Linked DNA regions of Homo sapiens: region 2 is linked to region 1. The links are chromatin loops, found by intact Hi-C in ENCODE. Cell type or tissue: heart right ventricle. All regions are shown on one strand. Region 1 overlaps ABCC8 (ATP binding cassette subfamily C member 8). Region 2 overlaps USH1C (USH1 protein network component harmonin).

The links. Hi-C counts contacts between places; a loop is a spot of excess contacts. Peaks named below come from ENCODE experiments on the same cell type or tissue, not always from the same donor. Only the 100,000 strongest peaks of a DNase experiment are listed, where the experiment ranks them.
Region 2: it touches region 1 in a loop (2.4-fold over the local background); 7 of 110 quality-filtered maps call a loop at or near these places.

Annotation. Positions count from the first base shown.
Region 1 is chr11:17,404,801-17,407,300 of GRCh38, forward strand. It overlaps ABCC8 (ATP binding cassette subfamily C member 8), which reads right to left. Exons shown (of 39, transcript NM_000352.6): 25 at 2,088-2,329; 26 at 1,822-1,988; 27 at 694-763. Among named protein-coding and RNA genes, the nearest start is that of KCNJ11, 17 kb to the left of the region's middle. RefSeq lists a silencer at 842-1,136. In heart right ventricle, a CTCF peak has its summit at 951; a DNase peak (open chromatin) is centred at 1,011; H3K27ac peaks cover 1,687 bases.
Region 2 is chr11:17,496,395-17,498,894 of GRCh38, forward strand. It overlaps USH1C (USH1 protein network component harmonin), which reads right to left. Exons shown (of 27, transcript NM_153676.4): 24 at 1,768-1,877; 25 at 364-419. Among named protein-coding and RNA genes, the nearest start is that of ABCC8, 21 kb to the left of the region's middle. In heart right ventricle, no CTCF peak of the experiment used is centred here; no DNase peak of the experiment used is centred here.

The DNA of each region.
Region 1 (2,500 bases):
GCCCAGACTTGAGTGCAGCAGCGTAATCTCGGTTCACGGCAGCCTCTGCCCCTTGGGTTCAAATGATTCTCCTGCCTCAGCTTCCCAAGTAGTTGGGATTACAGGCACCTGCCACCACACCTGGCTAATTTTTGTATTTTTAATAGAGAAGGGGTTTCATCATGTTGGCCATCAGGCTGGTCTTGAACACCTGGCCTCAAGTGATCCGCCTGCCTCCGCCTCCCAAAGTGCTGGGGTTACAGGAGTGAGCCACTGAGCCCGGCCTTGCTCTCCCTTTATTATAGGCACGTATCTCATCTCTCCAGCTACAAGGTAAACTCCCTGAGGTAGGAATCAAGATTTTGTTTTCACACCATCTGGTACAATGGTAAATAAAGAACACAGGCTGAATCAAAATGAATATTCTCCATACAATCAGCCACCTTGGTTCAGAATATGCTGGAACTTTACTAGAGAAAGCCAGTGGGATCTCAGGTGGAAGCTAAAGGGATCTGGTTTCCCTCAGCCTTACTGTGAGGCTCCCACGAGGGAGGCCCCAGCCCTGAAGCAGCATTATAATCGGATCGGGGACACTGGCTTCTTCCCAGAGGGCTGTGATCACCTGATCTGGGGAACCCAGCCTCAGACAGGAGAAGCCCCCAGGGGTCCGAGGTGTCTCTGGAAGGGGGGATAGTGTGGCACGGTCCTCTGTACCTGGTCGATGGTGTTACAGTCAGATGAAAATCTGTTCAGGATGCTCCCAAGGGGCGTGGTCTCAAAAAACCTAAGAGGCAGCCAGAGGAAGAGTTACTCATTTGTCCATTGATTTACTTCCTGTTTACTGAATGAGATAGTTAATTATTTCATGTAAGTGTCTCTGGAGTCATTCATGGGTCTGGCATCCTCTGCCAATTTGTAGACATCTGGCCTGTATCCCCGTGAATTCCTGCAGCTGCCCAAAGGGGCGCTGGCCTTTCGTTAGCCTTTCAGTTTCTCAAGCCCATCTGACGACTGCCGCCTTTCTCAGCTGCCGGCTCGGCCTGACTCAGCAGCTGTCCTCCTGGGACACAGAGTCCTCTCCAGAGGGACAACCTGCCAAGAGGAACAGGGCCCTGGGGACAGCCTGCCGGCTGGCTGACCCAGAGTCAGCCCAACCCCAACCAGGGAGTTTCAGAACTACAGAGCTGGGGCAAATAGAGAGTAAAAGTAAATAAACTTGGAGGCCATATCTGTGGGCCACAGAAAACTCATGAGGCTGGAAAGTAAAAAGTGCAGTTAGATTGTGAGGTCTAGCCTCGACAAGGGGCCAGAAAATCTGTTTGCCTGTTGTGTTTTTAAGCCAAGTTGGCCAACCAATTGGGCAGGGACAACTTTAAACCTCTTTGACATCAAGTGGCCTTTGAGATTTTTATCCATCCCATTACAGGAAATTATTAATAGAACAGCTACCTGTTCCCCCAGTGTCAAAACCTGAGGCTGGCTGAGGGAGAGAGAGTGAGGGGAGGGCAGGGAGCTGAACTCATGGGTGGGGATGGGCAAATTACACCCACTTAGGGAGGAGAAAACAATCTTTACTTGGATGTGCAGACGCTCACTTTAAAGGGCCATGGTAACAATTAAATGAGCTAACCACACACAATGCCTATCACAGTATCTGGCTGAGTAAATGCCAGTTTCTCCCTGCTTCTTGCACAAGGAGGGCACTTTTACACACACTGTCTCCTTGAGTCACCCCCACAAGCTTGTGACAGGTTGTATATCCCCATTTTATAGATGGGAAGACTAAGGCTCAGAGAACAGTGACTTGCTCACAGTCCCAGCCTGGCCAGGGGAGACGGGTACCTCATGGGGGCTAGGATGATCCGGTTTAGCAGGCTGCGGTGCAGTCTCTTGGCCACCTTCAGCCCTGTCCACTCCACAGTGACAGACGTGACGAGGCACAGCACAATGCCCAGGCTGCAGAGCACCGTGAACACCATGGCATAGACAGTCTGGTCGAGGGTGCACTCCTTCACAGGCAGAGAGTGATTTGGAGTTCCAGGGTGCCCATGGGCTCAGCCCTTCCCCCATCCCCACTCCCAACCTCTGCCATGGGCCGCCAGTCACACCTGGCTGAGGGAGCAGTTCCTGGCTGCAGGGGTCAGGGTCAGGGCGCTGTCGGTCCACTTGGCCAGCCAGTAGTCGATGGCCACCAGGACCATGTGCTTGAGCAGCTGTGAGAAGACCAGCAACGACAGGAGCAGGATGCCGGCGGAGGACAGGTACTTGGCGCAGGCTCGCCATGGGATCTCAGCACGCTGGTGCAGCATGGACGACAGGTTGTCATCCTCCTCGCTCTCAGCTGCCTCCTCTGCAGGCCGCAAGAACCCACTCTGTGGCTACACATTTCCATCCCTCTGAGGGTGAATCAGGGCATTTTATCCCCACTTACTGAGGGGACAACGGGGGCACACAGAGGGAAGCCATTTAATCAAAGGCACACTACTGCACCACACCCAGAACCCCAAACCTTAGCCTCTCT
Region 2 (2,500 bases), 92 kb after region 1:
GGATGGACACAGACACCTTCTAACCATCTAATAATGGGGCAGGGGATAAAGTTCTGAGTGGGGAATTAACAATCCTGAGTCTTTTTCCCAACGTCTCTGCTTACCCGGTCTAAGACCTCATGCCTCAATTCCCCATAGTAGAGAAGAATTTGGACAAGACTGCCCGGGAGGCAGCTCAGACACTGCTTAAGGACAATGACTTGGCTCTAGTCCAGGAGTTTTCTAGGAGCTCTGGCTATGAGAAGCTGCGTGCTTGGGCCATTCCTTCAGGCTGGGAGAAGGCTGGGGATGGGCTGGAGAAAGGTGGCTGAGATTCTGGAGAAGGAAGAAGAGGTCTCAGGCTAGGTGCTTGCACACACTTACAGCTCATCGTCATACTCCTTTGGGGGGCAGACGGCAACCACAAGGTCGATCCAGTCCTGTGGGGAGAAGCCGTGTGACTCTGGGGCACACTCAGTTGGATGGTGCATCTGCCCCGGCACTCCATCCCCATTTCTGGGCCCCATGGCCTAGGATCAGCCAGGCTGCACCTTCTTCCCACGGGCCCACCTGGGGCCCACTGTGACTTCCATGGTCTGAGGACGTTTCTAGTCTCTGAGGCTTCGGGACCATAGAGGACAGGGCTGCAAGGCCCTTGAATGACACTCAGCTCCCAAATGTCAATCTATGGACCGGGGACAGGCAGCAACCTCAGAATCACTTGGGGGAACTTCTTAAAAGTGTAGGCTCGTAGACTTGGCCCCCAGAAGTCAAGGGTGAGTCCTGGGAAATAGTACTTTTAACAACCTCTCTGGGTAATTCCGACGCACTTTCTGATGCACAATCAAGTGGGGGACTTCTGGCCCAGCTTTTTGATCCTAACACCTGAATCCCTTTTACTGCCATCCTTGACTTGCCCCTCATTCTCCCTCCTTGGCTTAGGTGTATCCCCTGAAAAGTATTGGAAATATCACTGGGCCCCTCTACCATGAGCTGGTTCCTAATATTGAGCTGAAATCTCTCTCTCTTTCCCCAGGACTTCCCTCCATCCAATCCAGGTCTTCCCTCAAGAATCAGAGAGAACACTTCTGCTCCCTCTGCCCTAATGCAGACCTTCAGATAATCAAAGATAGTCATCATGTTACCCGTGAGTCTTCTCTTCTCCACATCCCTTCATGTGGGTCCCAGGCCCATCTGGTCAGCTTCCTCGGCACTGAACTTAATACCTCAGGCTCGGCTGCCTGCATACAGTTGCACAGGTTGTGCATTGCACACCATGAGCAGGCACCATTCACACTACAGTCTGTAAAAGGGCACCCCCTCAGATTATGTAGTGCACAGCCTGGGCAATCTTATGCAGTGGCCGTGATCCAGGTGGGTGTCTAATGAGTGCAGAGCAGATTCCCACCAGCCCCTCCTTCATCCTGGGTTCTCTGCTTTTGTTAATGCTTTCTGGTAGCCCCCAGAATTCTCTTGATTCTTGTTCAGTGTGCACTTAGAAAAGACCTTAAGTCTTTTTCTTGGGTGACCTGCCATGCCCTGGCTTCAAGAGTCTGTTTAAGCCACTGGCTTTTTGGATCCAAGGTCAGGAATTGACATCTATTTTTCTGAATCCCATCTTGTCAGATTTAAACCACAGGCTGGATGGGGTATGGTGTCACCAAAGTGTTGCCTGGACTCCAGATGCCCACCCTGGAATGAGGCATCCTATTGTGAGACCTGGCTGCAGAGGCCAGGGTTTGAGGCAGGCAGGTGAGGGAGGAAAGGAGGGAGGGGCCTTATTCTTACCCCGCCCTGATTCCAGGCCTTCTGCAGGGCAGCCTCAGCCTCAGCCAGGGTGTAGTCTGTCACAATCTTGCCGTTGATTGCCATGATCTCGTCCCCTTTCACAATGCCACCTGCAGGCAGATGAGGCTGATTGGCCAACTGGGCTGTATGTGACACGTGCCTGGCCCAGGGCTTGGCAAAGGGGGGTCATTGCCAGACAGCAGAAGAGACCTGAGCCTGGGTTCTGAAAGCTCATGTGGACTCAGAAAGCATGAGGGGAAACTAGCCACCTGGTTAGTGGCTAGTCAAAGGGCATTTAGTCCCTGTCCCTTCCACACCCCCTCACCCCAGCTCAGGAGAACCTGGATATCATTGATGATGAGCCTCTGTTATTACAGAGGGACACAGACCTGCATTTCCAGCACAGTATGAGGCCTGAGTCAATTCTGCCAGCCGGCCCTCCCTGTTGCCAGTCATGCTGGTCTGTTCAGGTCCCTGAGCTGCCATGCTCTCTCCTGCCTCAGAGGCTTCATGTCGCTGTTCCCTACCTTGCTTTCTCTTCTTCTAGGTCTGAGAGGAAATGTCAGAAGGGGCTTCTCTGACCCCCGCTCAGTCGAATGTAGATCTTGCCTATTCTCTCACAGCATCCCAATCTTTTCTTATTTGGCATTTTCCACAATTCGTAATCATTAATCTGTTTGTTTACTGATGGTCTCTCCCACCACACTGTCAGCTCCACGTGGGCAGGGATTGT